Linked DNA regions of Homo sapiens: regions 2 and 3 are each linked to region 1. A link is a loop called in an ENCODE intact Hi-C map of the cell type or tissue named here. Cell type or tissue: heart right ventricle. All regions are shown on one strand. Region 1 overlaps ODAD4 (outer dynein arm docking complex subunit 4). Region 2 holds the start of HAP1 (huntingtin associated protein 1). Region 3 holds the start of DHX58 (DExH-box helicase 58).

Evidence for each region. Hi-C counts contacts between places; a loop is a spot of excess contacts. Peaks named below come from ENCODE experiments on the same cell type or tissue, not always from the same donor. Only the 100,000 strongest peaks of a DNase experiment are listed, where the experiment ranks them.
Region 2: a loop joins it to region 1, with 2.5 times the contacts of the local background. A loop is called at or near these places in 25 of 110 quality-filtered maps.
Region 3: it touches region 1 in a loop (17-fold over the local background); 102 of 110 quality-filtered maps call a loop at or near these places.

What each region holds. Positions count from the first base shown.
Region 1 is chr17:41,958,397-41,966,396 of GRCh38, forward strand. ODAD4 (outer dynein arm docking complex subunit 4) reads left to right here. Exons shown (of 12, transcript NM_031421.5): 11 at 2,986-3,070; 12 at 6,597-8,000. The coding sequence ends at 7,087. Among named protein-coding and RNA genes, the nearest start is that of CNP, 4.4 kb to the right of the region's middle. RefSeq lists enhancers at 543-1,150, 1,151-1,756, 1,757-2,362, 2,363-2,968, 7,672-7,771 and a silencer at 4,690-4,839. In heart right ventricle, CTCF peaks have their summits at 1,464 (motif pointing left) and 4,759 (motif pointing right); DNase peaks (open chromatin) are centred at 4,725, 7,707 and 7,849; H3K4me3 peaks cover 887 bases; H3K27ac peaks cover 1,852 bases.
Region 2 is chr17:41,733,394-41,741,393 of GRCh38, forward strand. It overlaps HAP1 (huntingtin associated protein 1), which reads right to left and starts at 1,250. Exons shown (of 11, transcript NM_177977.3): 1 at 773-1,250. The coding sequence starts at 1,241. RefSeq lists an enhancer at 139-681. In heart right ventricle, a CTCF peak has its summit at 4,777 (motif pointing right); a DNase peak (open chromatin) is centred at 4,778; H3K4me3 peaks cover 1,334 bases; H3K27me3 peaks cover 4,713 bases.
Region 3 is chr17:42,112,400-42,120,399 of GRCh38, forward strand. It overlaps DHX58 (DExH-box helicase 58), which reads right to left and starts at 315. Exons shown (of 14, transcript NM_024119.3): 1 at 206-315. KAT2A (lysine acetyltransferase 2A) reads right to left here. Exons shown (of 18, transcript NM_021078.3): 3 at 7,826-7,971; 4 at 7,631-7,720; 5 at 7,138-7,319; 6 at 6,846-7,037; 7 at 5,898-6,004; 8 at 5,508-5,618; 9 at 5,279-5,415; 10 at 4,989-5,197; 11 at 4,636-4,762; 12 at 3,324-3,434; 13 at 2,493-2,636; 14 at 2,091-2,205; 15 at 1,959-1,995; 16 at 1,820-1,883; 2 more. The coding sequence ends at 1,250. RefSeq lists enhancers at 163-682, 3,382-3,917, 3,641-3,960. In heart right ventricle, CTCF peaks have their summits at 250, 4,504 (motif pointing left), 4,705 and 6,368 (motif pointing right); DNase peaks (open chromatin) are centred at 42, 332 and 4,502; H3K4me3 peaks cover 800 bases; H3K27ac peaks cover 1,411 bases.

The sequences.
Region 1 (8,000 bases):
ATGCCTGTAATCCCAGCACTTTAGGAGGCCGAGATGGATGGATCACCTGAGGTCAGGAGTTTGAGACCAGCCTGGCCAACATGGTGAAACCCCATCTCTATTAAAAATACAAACAATTAGCCGGGTATGGTGGCACACACCTGTAGTCCCAGCTACTTGGGAGGCTGAGGCAGGAGAATCGCTTGAACCCGGGAGGTGGAGGTTGCATGAGCCAAGATCATGCCATTGCACTCCAGCCTAGGCAACAGAGCGAAACTCCATCTCAAAAAAAAAAAAAAAAAAGTAAATAAAATGTAAAATTCTCAGTCACACTAGCCACATTTCAAGTCATTATAGCCACATGTGAGGCCGGGTGCGGTGGCTCACACCTGTAATCCGAACACTTTGGGAGGCCGAGGCGGGTGGATCACGAGGTCAGGAGATTGAGACCATCCTGGCCAACATTGTCTCTACTAAAAATACAAAAAATTAGCCAGGTGTGATGGCACACTCCTGTAGTCCCAGCTACTCGGGAGGCTGAAGCAGGAGAATTGCTTGAACCTGAGAGATGGAGGTTGCAGTGAGCCAAGATCACGCCACTGCACTCCAGCCTGGGCGACAGAGCGAGACTCCGTCTCAAAAAAAAAAAAAAAGCTACATGTGGCCTATGGGTGCTACATAATACAGATCTAGAATATTCCCATTGTCACAGAAATTTCTGTTGAATAGTGCTGGCCTAGACTGTGTCAGGAGGCAGAGACCAGGGGAGAAACTTGGAGGTGCTCTGGGCTCCCCCACCCCACCCACTCCCAGTGCATCCAGGTGGACGCACAAGCTTAGTAAAGTCTGCACACCAACTTCACAGGTGCACACTCACCCAGGCCTCTTCCTCCTGCTTCTGACCAGACAGCTTCCTTAAGCCCTTCCCACAGCCAAATTCCAGAGCACCACTGGCACGCAGCTGGACCCCAGGAAGTATCTGCTGGAGTGAAGTAAACGGGGCCCCTGTCCTTGGGGAGCTTATGCCATCATTGAAAGAAGCCAGATTGCATAACTTGTGGGCAGCAAAGGGGCATGGCCTCAGGGACCAGCCTGGGGTCTGCAGGCACTGGGCAAAGAGAGCAGGGACCCTGAGAAGTGAAGGCTCAGGACACTCCCAGTGGGAGGAAGACCTCATGCTGTGCTCTGAAGGACAAGGATAGCAGAGCTGGCCAGGCCGAGGAGGGGCAAGTGCACTGAAGACGTGGGAGGTCGGCGCTGAGGGCTGGTGGCCGGCAGAAGAGAGATCCTGGCCTGGGTCCCAGAGCTGGGGGGTTCCCGGTGGCGGGGGATGGTGGTGACAGAGCCCCAGACAGTCAGCACACCAGCCTGGACTTGAAGGGCTGTGGACAGCAGAGAAGTGATCTGATCACCTCTGTTTTTTGGGAGGCAGGTTCATGGTGAGCTGTTTGTGAGGACTGTGGTAAGGCTAACACTGCCCTCTCATGGCGGAGAAATCATACCCAAAAGACCCCAGCAGGCGCAGTCTATCCTCTGCCACCATACGGCCCAGGGAAGCCCAGGCCTAGCATGTTGTCGTCCTCGTCATAAATGCCATGTCCCCAGCTCTGGCTTCCAGGCGAAGAGCACCCACCTCACTGCAGCCCTGCCAGATGTACCATGCGCCACATACTTCCATGTGATCGCCCTGCAGACAGACAGCATGGCCGTTCAGTTCAGGAAATATTCGCCGAGTGTAGATTGGCTCCAGGCTGCCAAGCTCAAATGTGTGCGGCCATTGTCCTAGCCCACAAGAAGATTACAACGAAAGGCCAGACACAGTGGCTCACACCTGTCATCCCAGCACTTTGGGAGGCTGAGGGCAGGAGGATCACTTGGGTCCAAGAGTTCTAGACCAGCCTGGGCATCATAGCAAGACCCTGTCTCTTAAAAAGAAAAAACAAACAAACAAAAAAACAGTTACTCAGGAGGCTGAGGCAGGAGAATGGCGTGAACCCAGGAGGCGGAGCTTGCAGTGAGCTGAGATCGTGCCACTGCACTCCAGCATGCATGATAGAGCGAGACTCTGTCTCAAAAAAAAAAACAAACAAACAAACAAAAAACAAAGCACAAACCCTGGTTCATGACCAGTGCCATAGGGGACTAGGGGAATTCAGAGTGAGAGAGCCCCAGCTGGGAGGCAGAGCTGGAGGCTTTCCAACAAGGAGGATCTGAGGTCACCTTGAAGGCTAGGCAGTAGTTTGAAGGGTTAGGGGCAGAGAGAAGGTACCTGTGACCCTCACTGACTCCTCATGGGACCAGGCCCCCGACCCCTCACCCTCCTGGATTGGCAACTCCAGGTAGGAAGGCTCACAGTGGGAGGGAGGTGGGGGGTGGGCAGACCAACACCACAAGAGAGTGCATCCAGGCCCCGGAGCTGCTCAGTAGACACTACCATGTGTAGCTGGTGTTCTGTCAGTGCCAGCCACGGGCCTGCTATGAGCAAGAAGGCAAGACCTGCCCTCCAGAGGCTCACAGGGGCTCCAGGCCCCTGTGGATCATGCACTCGAGTTGGGGAAACTGCAGACATTCTGGAAGGCCCTTCTGAAGGCAGGCCAGCCCCCAGCCTGTCCCCTTGGTGTGTTTCTGGGTCTTTTCAGTGCTGCCTTGCTGAGTGCTTGCAGGTTTGGATTGTCTTTTTGCATTGACTGAAGCCAAAAGCAGCTTTAGGTAGTTCATCTAAAGGTAGAAATGAGTAGATAGACACAACTCCCAATACATGCCTAAGCCAAAGAGAAATGCATTTGACTGACTCGCAGTCATGTATCTCCCAGACACAATTTGTGTGGATCATTCTGAGTCAGTAAGTGTAGATTAACCTGAGGGTAGGGGTCATTGGAGGGGCCAGAGGGAAACCAAGGGTGGCAGGTTCCCACCAGAGCCCTGCCTTCTGGGATTGATCTGGGTGGGGAAAATTAATGGTGTAGGTGCCAAACACAGGGGCTAAGCTCCCTCTACCATCCACAGGCCTTGGACGATGCCAACAAGGGTATCATCAGAGAACTGAGGAAAACCAACTACGTGGAGAATCTCAAAGAAAAAAGCGAGGGAGGTGAGTTCCTGAAACTCTGAAAAGGCAACTTCAGCATTCTCCCTCTGCTTTCTTTTCCTCTAGTCCGAGACACATGCGACAGCAGCTCCCCAATCTGGGGGCTTGGCACTGCCCATCGTGCATTCTAATTTCAGTGCCACCAGCAGCCCTAGCCTATCTCTGGGGCAGTAGAGGGTGAGGATTCAGCCCACCATGGGCTGGACTGTCTGGCCCCAGAGCGCACTCATTTCTCTCTTCAATTGATTCATCAAGTATATGGTGAGCACTTGTCATGTACCTGGAAGGTGTTAGATTCTGGGGAGAGAGGCCCATCCCTGCCCTGGAGGAGCCCATGGCCCTTTGGGCAAGGCTGACCAGTGGAGTTGTCAGCTGCTGGGATCCTGCACACAGGTGCTACACCGAGGTGGAGGTGTGCTGCCATGAGGGTGCATGCAACGGGGCGTGGGCTCCTCTGGGGAGGCAGAGGAGGCTTCGACGAGGAAAAATCTTCTACCTCCAACTCCAAAAGATGCCCAGGAGTTTTCCAGGAGAGAAGTGGGAGAAGAAAGGCATTTTTCCAGCAGGGAACAGCAGGGCCAGAGGCACAGAGACAGAATAACAGTAGCTACACTTTGGGGGCTCTTACTGTGTGCTAGGCACTGGGTTAAGCACCAGACAGGAGTGATCTTGTTGGGTCTTTACCCCACTAGGAGGTGTAGGTGCTGTGGGGGGAAAGGGAGGCTGAGTGAGGTGAGTGCTCTGCCAGAGTCATGTAGCTAGGGAGGGGTGACTCGGGGCCCCACTCTCCCCACCTGCGGCGCTGCTCTCGGGCCAGCAGTGTGATGGGCAGGTGCAGAGGGGCATAAGGTGCAGAGGCTGCCTGACAGCTGTGCCTTACCACATTCTTTCTCACAAGGTCTCCAGGGAGTAAACAGGCCTTTGGCCCCCTGCCTTTGGGCTCTCCTTTCCTGCAGGGAGGGAGTGAGGGAAGGAGAAGCAGAAGATGGCTGAGCAGCCCTACCCCACTGGAGAGGGGCCTAGAGGAACAGGGGTGTTAAGCGCAGTAGCCGACCCCCATTCATGCTTCCCGCAGGCCAGGCATTCTTTCAAAGACTGTGTGCACGGACTCATCCTATCTGTATCTGTTCAGGAACACTATGAAGGAAGTGTTATTAGCTTGACTTTATGGAGGACATGGAGGCAGAGGGGTTAGAGGCTACAGTGGTTTTCAGTCTTGGGCAGTCTGCTCTAGAACCCACGCGTCGGCCCGTGCCACACTGTTTCTAGTGACACAGACAGCCTTTTCCTGCCCCAGTCTGTGGAGCTCTCACTCCAGCCAGACTGCAGTGAACAGAGCTGGGGCTGGAGGTCCGGGAGGACAGAGCCCAATGCAGATTCTTGGCTGCAGCCCTCCAGGCTGCAAGGCTGAAATCCTTTCTGGTCCAGGCAGGGCAGCGGGAGGTTTCTGGGCACCTGAGCAGCCAGATGACAGCCCTTTATTATCCAGCACCTGCTCTGTGGTGGCTGGACCCCCTCAGAGGGGCTCTGTCTCCGCCCCCACATGCCCTTTGAGCTGCTCTGAGAAGCCACAGGAGCAACAGCTGTGGAGAGAGACTCTGCGGGGAAGCAGCCAACACCCCAGTCTCCCTACCCTGGCCTGCGTCCTTGTGCCTGGAGAACTGCCGGGCACGTCCCTCTCAGAACAGCAGGTGGCAGCATTGCATCTGTTTTCACCACCAAAGGGCTGTGACCCCCTGAGACCTGAGACCCTCTGCAGATACCTCAGTAACTAGTGGTTTCCAGGAGGAGAATGTAAGGGAGACGCAGAAGGGGATGTAACTTTTCTCCATAACTGATAAAAAAAAAAATTTAGGAGCAAGGATCCCTTTGCTTGTAAAATAACTCTTCAGCTGAACTTTTTGTTAGCAGCGTATATCTTTATAGGAAACCTATCTTTTTCCTTATGTTTTTTCTATATTTTCATAGGAAACCTCCCAACAAATAATGAATGTGCTTCCCAGGGACAAAGAGAAAGTGTCAGAATGAAGATGCTGGAGAAAATCCTTCTGTCATTTTCCAGCACCTATGCTATTTCTTGCAGGGAAAAGAGGTGTTCTGGGGTCAGACTGTCCTGGGTTCAAATTCTGTCTCACTTGCACACTTGCAGTGTGACCATTGTGTGATTTCTTTTCTTTCTTTTTTTTTTTTTTTGAAACGGAGTCTTGTTCTGTCATCCAGGCTGGAATGCAGTGGTGCAATCTCAGCTCACTGCAACCTCCATCTCAGCCTCCCAAAGTGCTGGGATTACAGGCATGAGCCACTGTGCCTTTTTTTTTTTGAAATGGAGTCTCCCCTCTGTTACCCAGTCTGGAGTGCAGTGGCGCGATCTCAGCTCACTGCAACCTCCATCTCAGCCTCCCAAAGTGCTGGGATTACAGGCATGAGCCACTGTGCCTTTTTTTTTTTTTGAAATGGAGTCTCCCCTCTGTTACCCAGTCTGGAGTGCAGTGGCGCGATCTCGGCTCACTACAACCTCCGCCTCCTAGGTTCAAGTGATTCTCCTGCCTCAGCCTCCTGAGTAGCTGGGACTACAGTCTTGTGCCACCACTCCCGGTTAATTTTTTTTTTTTTTGAGATGGAGTTTTGCTCTTGTTGCCCAGGCTGGAGTACAATGGCACAATCTTGGCTCACTGCAACCTCCGCCTCCTGGGTTCAAGCGATTCTCCTGCCTCAGCCTCCCAAGTAGCTGGGATTACAGGCGCCTGCCACCATGCCCAGCTTATTTTTGTATTTTTAGTAGAGACGGGGTTTCACCTTGTTGGCCAGGCTGGTCTCAAACTCCTGACCTCAGGTGATCCACCTGCCTCGGCCTCCCAAAGTGCTGGGATTACAGGCGTGAGCCATGCCGCCCGGCCGTGTGATTTCTTTTCTATCGATCTCAGGTCCCTTGACTGCAAACTCAAATCAACGGCAGTGCGCATTTTCATGATGTCTGGATGGGATAAGCTATACAGCCCTCACGTGATGCACAGGACGGAGCTGGGCTCAGTCAATGATGGTTCCCTTTCTCTGCTTTTGGAAAGGTGTGCTGTCAACACCAATTTAAAGAGCTGGCAAAAACAGTCATTCTCAGGGCCTTTCTCTCATCGGCCTCTCAAAAGCACAGGCCTCCACAGAGATGAACAGTTTCTTTCTTTTTTTTCTTCTTTCTTTTTTGGAGACGGGTCTTGCTCTGTCACCCAGGCTGCAGTGCAGTGGCTGGATTTTGGCTCATCACAGCCCCAACCTCCTGGGCTCAAGCGATTCTTCTGCCTCAGCCTCCGGGTAGCTGGGACTACAGGCGCCAACCACCACGCCTGGCTAATTTTTGTATTTTTAGTACAGACAGGGTCTCACTGTGTCGCCCAGGCTGGTCTGGAACTCCTGGCCTCAAGGGATCTGCCTGCCTCAGCCTCCCAAAGTGCTGAGATTACAGGCGTGAGCCACCGCACCCGGCCTGACATGAACAAACTTTTATCTTTCTTCCCGCTTTTCTCTTATTTTTCAGAAGCTTCACTGTATGAAGATAGAATAATAACAAGAGAGAAGGACATGAGGAGAGTGAGAGATGAGCCCGAGAAGGTGGTGAAGCAGTGGGACCATAGTGAGGATGAGAAAGAGACAGATGAGGACGATGAGGCTTTTGGGGAAGCTCTGCAGAGCCCAGCAAGCGGAAAGCAGAGTGTGGAAGCAGGAAAAGCCAGAAGCGATTTGGGAGCAGTTGCCAAGGGCCTGTCAGGAGAATTAGGCACAAGATCAGGAGAAACAGGCAGGAAGCTACTAGAAGCTGGCAGAAGAGAGTCAAGAGAAATTTATAGGAGGCCTTCGGGAGAATTAGAGCAAAGACTCTCAGGAGAATTCAGCAGACAGGAACCAGAAGAACTAAAGAAACTTTCAGAAGTGGGCAGAAGAGAGCCAGAAGAACTGGGAAAAACACAATTTGGAGAAATAGGAGAAACGAAAAAAACAGGAAATGAGATGGAAAAGGAATATGAATGAAGCCATCGGTAGAGATGAGGATCAGGAAGCTGGTGTTCAGAGGGATCATGGGATTTTATTAAACTGGATTTTCAAGCGATTTGTCTGTTATAGGAAAAATGAGGGTTTTACTTCTGCTGCTTTCCATCACTATTTTGCCATTAAATAGGTGTCTTTCACTCTTGCAAACCCTGAGTCTGTCACTTTGCCTCTTCACCCCTGCCCATTCTTGGAAGAGCATCGTGGAAGAAATGAGAAAGGTGCCAAGAAGAAAGGGTTTCAGGAGGGTGAAGATACGGGCGCTACAGGGAACAAGAAGTCACAGGGAGGAGAGGGGAAGGCCTGGGAGGAGAGGTGCTTCCCACACACCGGTGACTGACTGAGTCCCTCCAGTGCGCAGGACAGCGGGGAGGCTTTATGGATGGAACAGTGGTGGGGCGGCCCCAGCTGTCACAGGTAGGAGAATGCCGCAAGCCAGAACCAAGCGAATGCTGGGAGTGAGGCCAAAGATAGGGGAGTGGCCTGGGAGTCGGGAGGGCAGACAGACTCCGCCTCTGACACCTCTGGGTGGCATAATCAGGTAAATCAGGCTCTCCAAGCTGGCTTCTCCTCTGAACAATGGGATACCTGCCTCAGGGGTTGCTGCGAGGACTGAGTGCTTAGCACAGCACTTGGACAGGAAACTCAAAAATCCAACGGAGCTCTCAGTGGTTTCACAGAGGAGGTGGCAGCTGAGGATCTGGCCTCAGAGGATGTTAGGATTTCACTCCGTTACTCATCTGTCCCTTTGGCCATTGCCATCCTGGTCTGTCTCCACAGCTCCTAGAAGGAAAGGTCGGGGCTGAGACTGACTTTCGGCTGGCACAGGGCCTGGACGAATGAGGCCAGTGAGGCATTTCAGATGCAGAGTTTACCGGAATGCCAGCAAATTGCA
Region 2 (8,000 bases), 230 kb before region 1:
AGGTAAGGGGGTCACAGTCCTCCAGGCTCAGAAACTGGGCTCTCCGGACACCTGGGTCCCTGGCGCCTAGAATGGAGACAGCCAGGGGAAGTACAGCCTCAGACTGGCTCATCACCCCCTACCCAGGAGGCAGTGCAATGGAGTCTCCTGGGTCATACAAACAGACGCAGCCACTCACCCTGCACCTGTTGCGTGTGCAGAGGACAGGAGGAAGACTTCACCAGATTAGGAGACACTCGAGCCTCTAGGCCCAATCCAGAGATCTCCCCCGACCCGCAGGAGGATAGGAGAGACAAGGGGCAGGAAAAGAGCGCGACTTTGCCCCCATACCCGCAACCAAAAAGTGGGCAAAACTTCCCCCTCCGCCCGCCCACCCACCCCTCCATCGCACGCAAGCCCGGTCGGCCAGCGCAGACTCAGAGCGCGCGGGACAGCGCCCTCCCGCAGCCCCCCGCCCCTCTCCTGGCACTGCGGTAGACCCAGGAGAGGGGCGCTGAAGGGGTGCAGATCTGCCGCAGCAAGAGGCGCGTGGAGGTGGGTGGGCGAGCGTGCAGGCCCCAGAACCTGACTCACGGGCACAAACCAGGGGACAAGAGCAGAGGAGGAGATGGAGAAGGGGCGACCAGACAGACACCGCAGTGACATCGCGGGGGTGGTGGACGGGTGACACTGAGTGCTAGAGGGGGCGGGGTGCCTGGACCCGATGGGGCCACTTCCTCCCTGGAGTTGCCCCAGTCCCCACCCGGTCCAGGACCCCGGGGGCCCGATTTACCTTCCTCCAGCTCCCGAATAAAGGCGGCGCGCTCAGGGCCGGACACCCCGGGTCGCCGGCCAACGTAGGCGGCTGGCGTCTTCCAGATGCCCGCTGCCTTTCCAGTCCCCCGGCCAGTGGCCCGGGAACCAAACGGCCCTTGGAATACGAAGCGGGTCCACGGCGCGTCCGAATTGTCGGGCATAGACCGGACATCCCCTTGGATGGCCGAGAATGCGGACGGGCGCCGGGCTCCTGCCTTGGCTCCAGCCTCCGAGGCCGGGCGAGCTCCGGTGCGGGCTTCCGAGAGGAACTGGGATCCAGAGGTGGCTCGGGATCCTACTCTCTGTCCAGTGCCCCGTGCCTGCGGCTGCGCAGAGGGCTCCGGAGCGGGACTGGCTGAGGGCGAAGGTGCACAGGTGAGTGCTGCTGGGTCCCCGGGTCCGAGCCGGCTCCCCGCGCAGCACCGGCCCAACCTCTTCGGGCGCATCTCGAGTCTGCCGTCCGCTGCTGCGGCGGGACCTTTATAACCTGCGCCAGCCGCCGGGCCGGACCACGCGTAGGGGTGGGGGCTGCCGAGAAGCAACTAGTGGCAAGCGGGACTCAGAGCCGCGCGGGAGGGGAGCTAGTGGTGACGGAACAGAGCACAGTAAGAAAAGCAGGGCAAGAAGGGCGAGTGCAAGTTCCGGATGGCTCCGAGTTGGGATGGGAGCGAAAGATTTTTTCTGCCCTCTCCATCTCCGGAGAATGGTTCTGCCCAAAGCCGCGGCTGCCCCAGCACTCGCGGGTCCCTGGCTGGGGGCAGCCCCTCCCCAGCTGCCGCGCCGGGGTTTCGGGTGCCTTCCCTGGTGTAGAAGCTGCCAACCCAACGTTGTGCATACGGTCTGGGGTGGCCAGTGCATTAGGGCAGCGCTGCGTCTTTCCCGGTTGACTGGGAGAGACATTCCAAACTCCAGTGCGCTTCCAACGTGCTGCAACCCTGCCTGGCGCTGCAACCCTGCCTGGCGCTGCAACCCTGCCTGGCGCTGCAACCCTGCCTGGCGCTGCAACCCTGACCCTCGCGCTCACACCCCAGTGCTCGCGCCACTCGACGTCTTCCATTTGATTGGATTAACTGTTCTTCACCTCCAACCCTAGTTCGCTTTGCCCTCCTCTTGCCATGCTGGCGAACCCCTGTTCTCCTTGGGAGACGCCTCTTAAAAGTCTCCCTGTAGCCGGGCGCAGTGGCTCACGCCTGTAATCCCAGCACTTTGGGAGGCCGGGGCAGGCGAATCACCTGAGGTCAGGAGTTCCAGACAAGCCTGGCCACCTGGTGAAACCCTGTCTCTACTAAAAATACAAAAATTAGCCAAGCATGGTGGCGTGTGCCTGTAGTCCCAGCTACTCAAGAGGCTGAGGCAGGAGAATTGCTTGAACCTGGAAGGTAGAGGTTGCAGTGAACCGAAATTGTGCCAATGCACTCCAGCTGGGGCTACAGAGCGAGCCTACCCCTCAAAATAAATAAATAAATAGAATACTTTTTTTTTAAGTATCCTACTGGAAATGTTGGGTAGACAATTAGATGTATAAATCTGAATGTAGGGGAGAGACCGGGCTGGAGATTTAAATGTAGGAGTCATTGTTCTTTGATGACCATTTAAAGCTATGAGACTGGTGAGATCCCCAAGAGACTGAGAGAAGACAGGTAAGAGCGCCCAGGACTAACCCCCTAGGATTCAGAGGGCAGAAAGAAGAAGAGGAGGCATCAAAGGAAGACTGGGATGAGTGGGGCAGTGAAGTAGAGGAAAACCAGGAAAGTTGGGTCCTAGAAAGTAAAGAAAATGTTTCATGTAGAGAGTGGCCACCTGTGTTGGGTGGTGCTGTTGGGCCAGGCAAAGACTGAGGACAGAGACTCAGCTTGGCAAACTGGGGTCATGGGCAACCTTGGTGAGCTGGGGTCATGGCCTCGGCAAGAGCGGTCTTGCGGGGCCAGGCACAGTGGCTCACACCTGTAATCCTAGCACTCTGGGAAGCCAAGGCAGGTGGATCACCTGAGGTCAGGAGTTTGAGACCAACCCAGCCAACATAGTGAAACCCCATCTCTACTAAAATACAAAAATTAGCTCGGTGTGGTGGAACAAGCCTGTAAGCCCAGCTACTTGGAAGGCTGAGGCAGGGGAATTGCTTGAACCCAGGAGGCAGAAGTTTCAGTGAGCCGAGATTGCACCACTGCACTCCAGCCTGGGCAACAGAGCAAGACTTGTCTCAAAAAAAAAAAAAAAAAAAAAAAGAGCGGTCTTGGTAGAGGGGGTGAGAGAGACCAAAGAGGAGTGAGGAAATAACGAGAGGTAACAAAATGAAAACAGAAAGAAGGCTAGGCGCTGTGGCTCACACCTATAATCCCAGCACTTTGGGAGGCTTAGGAGGGTGAATTGCTTGAGCCCAGGAATTTGAGGCCAACCTGGGCAACATGGCAAAACCCTTTCGCTACAAAAAAATACAAGAATTGGCCGGGCGCAGTGACTCACACCTGTAATCCCAGCACTTTGGGAAGCCTAGGCGGGTGGATCGCCTGAGGTCAGGATTTTGATACCAGCCTGGCCAACATAGTGAAACCCCGTCTCTACTAAAAATACAAAAAATTAGTTGAGCATGGTGACGGGTGCCTGTAATCCCAGGTACTCAGGAGAATCGCTTGAACCCGGGAGGCGGAGGTTGCAGTGAGCCGAGATTGCGCCATTGCACTCCAACCTGGGCAACAAGAGCGAAACTCCGTCTCAAAAAAAAAAACATAGCTGGGCATGGTGGTGCATACCTGTACTACTTCAGGGGCTGAGGTGGGAGGATCACCTGAGCACAGGTCGAGGCTGCACTCCAGCCTGGGTGACAGAGCAAGACCCTGTCGGAAGGAAGGAAGGAAGGCGGGAGGGAGGGAGGGAGGGAGGAAGGAAGGAAGGAAGGAAGGAAGGAAGGAAGGAAGGAAGGAAGGGAGACAGTATAGAAAACTGTATTGAAGAAATCTGCAACAAAGGAGAGCTGGAAAAGGGCACAGGAGCTGAAGGAGGACATGAGTGCTGGGGAGTGTGTTTTGAAGATGGGAGAGAGGACAATATGTTTACATGCTGATGGAAATGTTCCCTCAGGGAGGAGAAAACAGGTGCAGAAAAGAGAGCTTATCTCCCAGAATACTTCTGGAAATGGAGGAACTTTCATAACATAACCGTTCTCCTCCTTGTTCAAAGTCTGCATGTTTTATTTTCTTTCTTTCTTTCTTTCTTTTTTTTTTCTTTTTTTGAGACGGAGTTTCGCTCTTGTTGCCCCAGGCTGGAGTGCAATGGCACGATCTCGGCTCACCACATCCTCCACCTCCCGTGTTCAAGCAATTCTCCTGCCTCTGCCTCAGCCTCCCCAATAACATGCGTCACCACATCCGGCTACTTTTGTCTTTTTAGTAGAGACGGGGTTTCTCCATGTTGGTTAGGCTGGTCTCGAACTCCCGACCTCACGTGATCCGCCTCCCCCTTGGTCTCCCAAAGTGCTGGGATTACAGGCGTGAGCCACTGTGCCCAGCCCAAAGTCTGCATGTTTCCTATGGTTTCTTTGTCAGCAGAAAGCTTGAAGGAGACACACAACCCCAGGGTTTGCTACGACAGTGAGGTTGAAGAACATAAGGAGGTGGCTGTTCGGGCATCGGCACAGCCCAGGCTTCCGTGAGGCTACAGCTCCATAGGCTCTGCCGAGTGGTCCTCCCACAGCCCAGCTTCCTGGACTGTCTCTCTGTGCCTTGGACATCTCTGCAGCCCCAACCACCAAGCACAGAACAGGGCATACAGAAGAAGCCTATTACACTCCTGCTGAATTAAATTGTTTCTGGCCCCATGAGGAAGAAGCCCTGGGAAACCCCTGGAGAGTTTGACGGGGAAGAAGGCAGAGGCAGTGGGATGGAGAAGACAGAGATGAAGTTAGGAGACCCTGAAAGCTCCCCCAGCTGACCACACCCTCTAGGTCAGCGCACTGGCAGCCAGCAACTCTGGCTACGGCCACCAGAGGGCAGTGTCAGCCCGTATACCTCCCCACGTGGCTTCCTCACCTACAGGCTCAGTCGCCCCACAGAAAGTGGAGTAGGGACAGAGACTCCATTTTACAAATGGAGAAACCAGGGCTCAGGGCCCGTCATTCTGGAAGTAAGCATTTTGGCCTGGCTGACAGATATCTGCCTTTCGACAGCCTAGGGCTGTCCAGGAGACTGGGGGTAGTCTCTGATCCAGGCCTCTCAAGTGGTTTTCCTCTGTCAACCACCCCCTCCCTCTCCTGCTTCTCATCTAGGGGGAGAAATCAGACACAGCAAAGACCCTTGGCCTCCTGTCCTCCCTCCCAGTGTGCATCCATGGACCCTCCTGGATCCGAAAGAGGATGGGAGGGTGCAGAAGACTTGCCAGGCTGCAAAGCCAGACCACCCACCACCTAATTGTGCACACCCCCTGAACCTGGGGCACATTCACTCCAGTGCCCAGCCCTGGGCAGCACACAGGTGGCTCAGGCCCCTCCTCCTGCCCCCTCCCCTGGCCTGACCCTGGGAAAAAAAACACCTGGAACAGGGTAGGTAATAGAAAGAGCCCCTAAGGGTCGGTGCCAGGGACCTGGGGGGGACAGGCACCGGGGTTACTTTCTGCAGGGGAGCAGGGTGGAGGGGCACCCTGAACTAGGAACAGGGGAGACCTCCTCACCCCCGCCGCAGTCCTGCTGTCTCCTGCAGGCCTTTCGGGGGCCCTCCCCCATCTCTGATCCAGGCCTTCCCCTCCAGAACCAGGCAGTGGCCGCCATAGCCCTCACCCCCACCCCAGAACCCAGGTACAGTCCCTCCTTACATCAGCAGAGAATGGGGGACTTGAGGGCCTAGGCCCTCAGAGGTTCCCCTTTAACTTTTCTTTTTGTTTTTTTGAGAGGGAGTCTCACTCTGTCGCCCAGGCTGGAGATCAGTGGCATGATCTCAGCTCACTGCAGCCTCCGCCTCCTGGGTTCAAGCAATTCTCCTGCCTTAGCCTCCCGAGTAGCTGGGACTACAGGCACATGCCACCATACCCATCTAATTTTTGTATTTTTAGTAGAGACGGGGTTTCACCATTTTGCCCAGGTTGGTCTTGAACTCCGGACCTCAAGTGATCCATCTAGCCTCGGCCTCCCAAAGTGCTGGGATTATAGGCATGAGCCACCACACCTGGCTCCCTTTAACTTTTCTCCTCTTCTTAAAGAGCCCAGCCCAACTCCTGGGCCACTGAGCCCCTCTGGCCTGGAACAAGGAGGTAACGAGGTGCTGGGGGCAGCTGGGGGTCTGAGCCCTCTGCCTGCTGTCTTCCATGGCCCCGCTGCTGGCCAGGACCGAAAGGGAGAGAGGCAAGGAGAGAAAGGACAGAGAGCAAGTGCCGGGGACGAGGGCAAGGGGCTGAGGTGGCTGGGACCTCAGGTGGAGAGTACTGACCCCCACTCTGAAGTTCTTCCCCACCTGGGGGCTCCTATCCTGGAGGAAGGCCCCGCCTCCCACACAGGCTCACTCCTGCTCTTGGTTCTGATGTCTGACTCCTCCTCTGAGAAGCCCTCCCTGGTGGGGCTCACCTGTGTTAGGTATCCTGTGCCAGATCAGGCCTCTCTGTGTCCTCCCCTCCCCTGGCATTCTCTCCCGACTCTGTCCGCTCACAGGGTAAGATGATGTCATTGACAAGATGATCTATTTAGTAACAATGAGAGCAGTATCTGTTTTGCTCACTTTTGTATTCTCAGGACTCTAATGAGGCATCCAATAAATATTTGTTGAATGAACACATCAGTGGATTCTCTGGGTATGGATGGTGGGAGTGGTAATCGCCCTGGGGAAGTGACTTCCGGTAAGGGTGAGATCCTAGGACTCTGGACTCCCAAACCAGGGCTCCACATCCCCTGGCACAGGTGAGCGCCACCAGGAACCCTCCAGGGGCACCTGTGGGAGAGGATGGAGACCGGCCAGGATGTGAGCCACAGATCCCCAGGGAGTGAGCCTTGGCACAGCCAGGTGCCCACTTCTTCCCTAGAGCCCTCAGCCCAGCCCCGCTCCTTTCCCCAGGGACCAGAGCAGGAGGCCTGGGCTGGCCTGATATGGAGCTGGGTCCAGCAGGTCGGCAGTGCCCTGACCTGGGAAGCTCCACGGGAAGCAGCTGGGAGTGGGGGGACCACAGCACCCTCTGTGAGGAGGGCAGGACCGTCAGCTGCGTCCAGCCTGCTGGACAGGCAATACCAGGTGGTGGCGAGCCTAGAAGGATGTTCTGGCCCTTTGGCCTCCCTGAGCTACCTCCAGGCTCAGGGATAACACCAAGGAGCCCTTCGCTCCCTGACCTCTGTCCCCAGAGTCAGCAATTCCCTCTCATCCCTGCGTCCATGTCCAGGCTCTGAGCCCTTCCAGGGACAATTTGTGGGATTGGGGATAGAGACAGAGGAATAAATACACATTCACTGAGACCTGACTAGGTGCCGTATGGATTTTGGATATATTTCATTTTATCATCACTGGAAGGAAAAAAATACTGCTGTGTTATAGATGAAAAACAGAAGCCCAGAGAGGTCAAGCAACTTATCCAAGGCCACACAGCCAGGAAGTATCAGGGAGGGAAGATCACAAAGGCTTGTCTTACCAACAGCCCATGTGCTGTCCACGGCCTCCCAGTTCAGAGAAGAAGCTGGGCGACCCTCCCTCTCCCGTACCCAGGGGTGCCTGTGCTCACTGGGTTTGCTTCCACATAATACTACTTATGAGCCAACTGTTAGGTCTTATAAATTAGATGCCCACCGTGGGCATCTGCCCCATGGCCTCTGGAGGAATCCTGCCAGAGGATGGAGATAAAGGAAGGACAAATACCAAGTGCCTTTTGCAGACGCTATGTCCGCTCTTCCTTCTTCAAGCCTCAGCTCAGACGCCACCCAGTCTTGGGAGCCTCCCCTGATCTAACCTGGCTGGATCTGGGTCCCTGCCTCCCAGATCCAATGTGCTTCCCTCTACCTCAGCCTTCCACACACTGGGGCAAAAGCAAGAAGGGCTTCTGTGCCCAGCTTTTAGTATCTGAGCCTGCCTTGGCCCATGCTTGATGGGCTCAGAGGGAAACACTTGTACTCTGACATAAATCCGAAATAACAGAATCATCCTGACTGGTTCCAGTCTTCAAAATAAGAAAGACTGAGTTTTCACCATAAACCTGGACTCCTGGCCGGGCGCGGTGGCTCACACCTGTAATCCAGCACTTTG
Region 3 (8,000 bases), 150 kb after region 1:
TCTGGGAATGGCAGGGGACTCAGACCCACTGGGCCCTCCACTCATCCCAACTCCTGGCCAGAGCAGTCGGTACAGAGACCTCCCTTTGCCCAGGACTCCACCCCACTTGAGGGAGGTGGGGGGGGGGACACCCTCAAAACTCATCAGAAGCCTGCTGTGGCCAAAAGGTGGGGGTGGGGGGGGGTGGGAGTAACACAGGCTACACCTGCGCCTTGCCCAGCCTGGGTCTCGCCTGCACCACCACGTAGGCCTGCCCAAGGCGGCCCTGCTTAGCTCAGCCTGGTGCCGCTGTGCTCAGCGCAGAGAGCAGAAATCAGAAATGGAAACTGAAACTGAGGGGAGGAGCCAGCTGAGCCGACTTACGAATCTCCTATCCCTGCCCCAAGAAAAAGAACCACGTGTGCTAACAGGGAAGCACTCTTTCAGTGCTACAGGATCCTCTACGCTCTGGCCCTTCTGCAGTCAGTTGTAACCACATCCACCCAGGTTAAGGTGAAGGCAGGAGGTTCTGACCCCTGCTGCCCTGGCATCTGGATCAGGAGCAGCCTGGAGGAGGGAGAGGTGGGGGGCTGCAGGCAGGTAGGACCCATCACCCCAGGAGCACAGGACCAGGCCTGAGGCTTGCTGGGGAGAGCAGCCTCCAGTTTGCAAGAGGTCCCTGGGGGCCAAGGTGAGCCTGCTAAGGCTGGGACTACACCAAAGAAACAATCACACAGAGAAATAAAAAGCTTTATTATTCCCTCTAAGGGATTAATGCCAGGGAATGAATGGTCCCCATACCCCCCACCCCTGGGGGAGACTGACAGAACAGTGCTGGACAAGGCATGGCCCCCTTCAGTTTGGGCTGAACTTCCAACCCCTGAAGCCATCACTCAAGCTAAAATGAGCAGTTCTGGTCCTCAGGGAAACAGCCACCTGGGCCAGGCCCAGGAATCCAAGCCTCCAAAGCTCTTGGGGACCAGGCCTGGGGGCCACCACGGCTGGGCAAGGTTCATCCCTGGCCACCAGCTACTCTAGAGGGGCTGGGCCCCAACCCAGGAGACCTCTCACACACAGTGAAGGCTGGGACAGAGCTGCACGCTTGGGGGTGCCTGAAGGTCCAGAAAGAGCTGCAGGATCGGGTCCGGAGGACCCTTGGCTGGAGTGTCTCAAGCTGAGTCGGGTCCGTGGGGCCAGGGCACCCCCTAAGGATCAGATCAGAATCCGAGGTGGAGACATTCCAGGTCAGGGCTGCGGCCCAAAGATGGGCCTACTTGTCAATGAGGCCTCCCTCCTTGAGCTTGAAGTAGAAGAACTTCTCCAGGGCGCTGGCACAGCGGCAGTACTCGCTGTCCGGGGGGTTGTACTCGCGACAGTTGGCGATGACCCGCTGCAGGTCGGCCACAAAGAGCTTCCGGGTCACGTAGTAGCGGCTTCGCAGCCGCTCAGTCATGGTCTTCAGGTCTGGGGCAGCAGGAGACGGAGCACAGCTTTAAGAGGCTGAAGACCACGGCAGGGCTGTCCACCAGGGTGGGCCCCCTGGGGCTGCAGGGCGCAGTGAGGGCAGGAGCAGGTGTGGGGACAGAAGAGGAGGGAAGGGGATGGAATGGAAGGTCCTCACCAATGGGGAAGCGGATGACCTCGTAGTAGTCAGGGGCCTCCGACTTCTTCACAGGCTCCATGAAGGGCCAGGCACTGGGGTGAGACTGGAGAGAAGAGCCGGGCTGGGGACAGCCCTGCTGCGCCCACGCCAGCCCGAGACCACTACCCACCCCACACTGCATCAAGAGGCCACAGCCATTGGTGCAGGGGCCCTGGAAAGGAAACCTGGTCTCCCCACCTTGATTTGGGCCAGCAGGTTTTTGAGGGTTGTGTAGAGCTGGTCGGGGTCCTTCAGCTCCTTCCTGGGGCGAGAGACACCAAGTCTGAGGCTCCAAGTCCCTCTGCCCCACCCCCAACCCGGCTCCTTTGACACTCACCCCTTCTCCTTCCCCAATGGCTTCCAGCCTGTCTCTCCTGCAAAGTGGGAAGTGGGAGAATGTCTCTAAGAATGCCAGTCCACACCCCAAGCATCGTGCCCCCACTACCCTGCAACTGAGACCCCTGCTTACGAATGCCAGGAACGCTCTCCACAGGGATCTGCCTCACGCCCTCCTTGAAGCAGCTGAGCCCCGGGTAGACCTTGCGGATCTGGGCCTGTTTGCGCTCAATCAGCTTCTTGATGATCTGAGGGAAGGAAGGGACTGAGGGGCCAACTCCAGCCCCAACAACAACCCCTCCCAGGGCCACAGTCGGAGCCACTGGCTGCACCCACCCAGCTGCAACGCCACCTAATCCAGCACCTCCCCTCATAACTTCCCCAAGGGAGCAGAGCAAGAGCCAAGATCCTGGCCTGCCCCTCCTCACTCACACACATATATGCATGTAGACGTAGAACAGGTCTACACACGTGTGCTCGCCCTCTGCATGCCCATTCATGAAAAATCCCACAGATGCGCATGTGTGCACACCACCTCTTTCTGCTTCTTGATGATGTGGGACAGCTCCGTGTAGGGGATGCGGGGATTCAGCTCACACTCCATCAGCGTCGCTCCCTCGTAGTCCTTGATGTAGCCCAGGTAGCGGCTCTTGGGCACCTTGATGTCCTTGGAGAAACCCTGGGGGGTGGATGGTCATGACCCAGTCCATCCATAAGTATTTCCCAACTTCTGTCGTCCCTCACCTGGGAGCACCAGAGGAGTAGCACGTGCCACTTGCCACCTCCTGCTCCTGAACCTCCTCCTGGGGCACTGTGAGGGTTCAAACTGTCCCTGGAAAGGTCCCAGGTCAGCTGCCCACTCCTGACTCATCCCGAAGAGTCCCCCAGTTCCTCCAGCCTGCTCTACTGGCCCCCCAGTTCCTCTAGCCTCCTCTACTGGCCCCCCAGTTCCTCCAGCCTCCTCTACTGGCCCCCCAGTTCCTCCAGCCTGCTCTTGGCCCCCAGTTCCTCCAGCTTGCTCTACTGGCCCCCCAGTTCCTCCAGCCTGCTCTACTAGCCCCCCAGTTCCTCCAGCCTGCTCTAGTGCCCCCCCCAGTTCCTCCGGCCTGCTTTACTGGCCCCCTAGTTCCTCCAGGATGCTCTACTGACCCCCAGTTCCTCCGGCCTGCTCTACTGGCCCCACAGGCCCTCATTCTCCCCTGGGGCAATGGCAGCAGAGGAAAGAAGATAGGCATGGAGACTCTCCTGGCAGGTGTCAGGTGAAGTAGGGGACGCAAAGGGACTCCTACTCCATCCACAGAGGGGCTGGACAGAATTACCCCAGCCTCCAGGCAAAGGACCGGTGTGGGACGAGGCTACGGGTCACCTGCTTTTTGAAGTAGCCGATGGCGTACTCGTCGGCGTAGGTGAGGAAGTAGAGAATGTTGTGCTTGATGTGATACTCCTTCAGGTGGTTCATCAGGTGGGTCCCATAACCCTGCGGGGGAGGGAAGCAGGACTCACCAGGAGCTGAGGATGGGCCTGGTGCTGGAGAGGTCTCAGAGACCAGAGAAGAGCGGGTAGATTGGAAAGGAGGTAGAGAGAGCGAGAGCATCCAGGCAAAGAGGAAGAAAGGCAGCTGACAGAGGAAGGGGAGCTTATGGGGAGAAAGTGAAGGGTGCGGGCTTTCTAAGCTCACTCTGGGCTAGGTGCAGTGCTTCCTGTTTTACAGACCGATTCTCAAATTAACCCCAGAGGCGAGTATTACCACCTTTATTTTACAGAAGAGAAAACCGAAACTCAGCTACGTTAGGAAATGTGTTCAAGGTCAGGCTGCCAGCCGTGGCAGGGCCGGGTCCAAACCCAACACAGGCCACTGATTCCCAGTCCCTGGGCCTCAGAGTTGGGAGAAGCGGGAGAGGGAGTCACCAGAGGTCTGAGCAGCAGGAGCAATGCCTCCCACACGTCAGGGCCAATGAGGCACCACACAGATCTGAGGTATGCGACACACAGAGCCAGAGACCCTACGAGTGGGTCTGTTGTAACAAAGGACAGAAGCCAAAACTATCAGCATAGGGCTACTGTAATAATGATTAGTTTGGCTGGGCGCGGTGGCTCATGCCTGTAATCCCAGCACTTTGGGAGGCCGAGGTGGGTGAATCACTTAAGGTCAGGAGTTAGAGACCAGCCTGGGTGAAACCCTGCAACATGGTGAAACCCTGTCTCTACTAAAATACAAAAGTTAGCCAGACGTAGTGGTGCATGCCTGTGGTCCCAGCTACTTGGGAGGCCGAGGCAGGAGTATCACTTGAACCTGGGAGGTTGAGGCTGCAGTGAGCCCTGATCATGCCTCTGCACTGCGGCCTGGGTGAGAGAGACCCTCTTTCAAAAAAATAAATAAAAAATAAAAAGTAAAGTAATTAATTCCCCCATGTATGTAAATGTTCTTGTGATGCAGAAAACCCAAGTCCACAGGTCCACCAAAGTGTGGCTGCTGCTTGGGCTCCGTCTGTCAACAGGTGGTTTCCTAATCCACAGTTATCAAAGTACGGCTGCCACCTTGTGGGGATGTGAGGAACGGGCCGCTAACTAAGAGAAGAGCAACGGGCTGCTGCATGCCACACATCCTGCTGCTCCGAACTGGCCCAAACTCAGGAGTGGGCCGTGGACTGGGGCTGGGGCCGGGGAGCCGCGCTCACCTTGACCTGCTCATTCGAGGTGACAGCACAGAAGACAATCTCCGTGAAGCCCTGGGTGGGAAACATGCGGAAGCAGATGCCACCGATGACCCGCCCATCCTTGATCAAGGCCAGAGTCTTGTGCTTCCTAAGAGAGAGGGGGGCATGTCATAGCCCCTGACTGTCCCCTTCAGGTCCCCAGAGCCCTGGAAGTCTGAGCTGTAGTCAGGGTTGGGCAGTGAGAAGTAAGAATGCTCAAAGGATGAACCTCAGAAGTGGGGAGCAGGGGATCCCCAATTTTGAGGAGTGAAGAGGCCGAGGAGGAAGGGAACTGGGTGTGCTGCCCTGGGGGAGGGGCTCTCTGGGGGACGCACGGGTCAAAGACGAGGCGGGCGATATACTCCTTAGGCATGCGCGGCAGCTGGTGGGAAAAGACATTCTGCAGCCCCACGAGCCACAGCAACACCCGCCGGTTGGCCTTGGGCGTCAGTGAGTTGCCGATGACATGGAACTCGATGATGCCGCGGCGCTCCTCCAGGCGGGCTGTCTCATCCCGGGCCGCATTGGCCGAAAGCAGGCTCGTCTGGGCACAGAAGAGGGGTGGTGAGCCGGGGTCTCAGGTTGGTGGGGGTCCCCCAACTGGTCAGCAGGTCGGGCTGCCCACCTCAGGCCCCAGCATGGCAGCAGGGTCAGTGATGGTCAGCATGACCTCATTGACCAGCTCCATGGGGATGTCACCCATCACACGGAGCCGCTTGGCATCCTCCAGGGTCAGGTTCTCTGGGAGCGTCCTCTTCTCGCCTATTGGGGAGGCAGGCAAGGTTGCTCAGGATCAGTAAAAAAGGTTTGGGAAGGAGTGAATGAGGGTCAGAGGTCAGGGGTCAAGTATCCACCTGGCATAGGCTCGGCCCCTGCAGAATCCAGACTCAGGGAGCTGTTGCTGCCCCCACCCATGCTGGGGCTGAAGATGGGGGTGCTGGGAACAACCGCTGCACTGACTGAAGCTGAGGAGAGAGAGAGACGTCAGGGATGGGGGGCTGAAGCTGAGGAGAGAGAGAGAGAAGTCAGGGACGGGGGCTGAAGCTGAGGAGAGAGAGAGTCAGGGACGGGGGTGCTGAAGCTGAGGAGAGAGAGAGAGAAGGCAGGGACTGGGGGGGCTGAAGCCGGTGGCAGGTCCCTCAGTGGGATCCAGGGCCTCCGGCCCAGGTGAGCTCTCTTCCACCCAGGAGGCTTAGCTCAGCCAGGCAGGCCAGACACCCTACAGAGCGTACCATGGCACATACCTGGCCGGGGAACCAGCTGTGTCCCCTCTGAGGGTGGCATGGTGAAGCCTGACTCCCAGATTGGAGAGTTTGCCCCATAGATCTCCTCCTCCAGCATGGACAGGAATCTGTAGGGAGGACACAGTCTGTCCCACAACTCTGTTCTCCAGGGTGCAGCCTGGGCCAGGCAGCAGAGGGACTGGAGGCTGGTCAGAGACAGACCCTGCTCTTAGGGAACTGGGGACCTGAGAGAGGGGACAGCCCCTGTCTTCTGGGAGCCTCCAATTGAAGGTAAGAGGACAGGACACATCCAGGACAGAGATCAAACAGGCTCAGTTTCACCACGCTGTGTGGCACAGGGAGACAGGTCTGAGCTGATGTCATCCTGTGCTGTGTGGCCAGGCAGGGCACCTTGTCACCCTGAGCCCCCTCACTGCCCTCAGTATCAAAATGGGCTCAGACTCCACCCCACCTTGCCATCTCTTGTTCCCACCTGATGGCAGGGGGCACTAGAGAGCCAGGATTAGTCAGTCAGGGTTTTTTGAACAGGGGAGTTATGGCCTAGATTTTAAAAGGTGTGGCCGAACAGAAGAAAATGGTACAGAAAAGACCAGAACAGGAGTAGAAATTGGTTTCACTTCAAGCTTAAGGTCTGGTTTCTTGGAGAGTTGTGCAGGGAAGGAGTCTGAGGCTGTGTCCAGGCCCCCATGGGAAACAATTAGTAACATCTACTGGGGCGTAGGGTCGGGTGGGGGCAGCGTTAGCTTGGGCTATGTACCTGCCATCCCCAGACTAGTACTAGCAAGTTGCTTCTGGGCCATGGGCAAGTCTGCCAGGTAGACGCCCAGATCCCAAAAGGCCCATGGAGGGAGAGGAGGGACCAATCCAGGAAGCCTTCCTGGAAAAAAGGGGACAACAGGGAGGATGTGAACTTGGGGCCAAATCCTGGTAGGCCAGAAGGAGCCTTACTTGGGGAAGTGAGTGAGGATGAGGGTCCTCTTCTCGGGCACCAATTTGTCCTTCTCCACTCGGAACTTTTCCAGCAGCTGCCGGCGGGTAACGGTGAAAATGGACCGGAGAAGGCTTCGCCCAAAGACATGAGTGGTTTCGTAGCGGGGGAGGCTATCACAGCTCTGGGGCACGTGGCAGTAACAGAGCCATCTGGAGTAGGGGGTCGAGGGGGAGACAGGTGAGGGCGGAAACCACTGAACCCAGGCTGGGCCTGCAAGCCTCCCCCGAAGCTGCCCCTGGCTGGGCCTACCTGGTGTAATTGACCTTGTAGGTAGCCACGTCCTCAGCCTGAGACCTCTGCCGAAACTGGGCAGGTGTCTCAAGCTTCCAGTAGTTAAGGCAGAGCAAGAACATCTTTGAGAGCTCGAACATCGTCTGCCGCTCCCGGGGAGCCAGGTGACTAAACTTGTACTGCACAAAGTTCAGCACACCCTGAGAAGGGGTGGGTGGGGGATAAAACCAGGAATGAGGTGTGAGCAGCCCGCAGGGCCTTCTTAGACAAAGGAAGATGCTCCCTGGCCAGGGACAAGGTTCTCCTTCTCCTCTCTCTCTCGGGTGCTCTCTATAGAAAAGCTCTGCCCCCTCCCTACCACCATGCCCACCCTGAGGTTAGCACAAAACACCCTTCCTTCTCTGAACCTCCCCAGTGTTCTCAGCTTGAGGAGAATGGAGAACACAGGCTCCCCACTCCTCCAAGCTGTCCCCAATTCTCCTATCCGCTATCTCCAATTCCCCTATCTCACCTGCTCAATATTAGGTTTCTCAAATGGAGGGCTGCCCAGGGACCCCTCCACCACAGGCCGGGTCATCTGCAGGATGCATTTCCGCAGTAGCTAGAGAGAAGAGGAAGGGGGCATAGAGGGGAGGGGGGCAGAGCTGCAGACAACCCCTCAAGGCCCCACCTCCTTCACTCACACCCTCCTTTAGTGGAAGCTCACCTTGAAGAGGTAGAAATAGACCTGCTTGGTGTCTGTGTCCTCTTCCTTGTGAACAGACATGAAGAGATTCTCCACATCCACCACCATCCCCAGCAGTCGGTTTATCTCATCCTCTGACACATTCTCCAAGTGGGATACGTGGTCAGCTGCAAGACAGATGGCAGAGTTAGGAAAA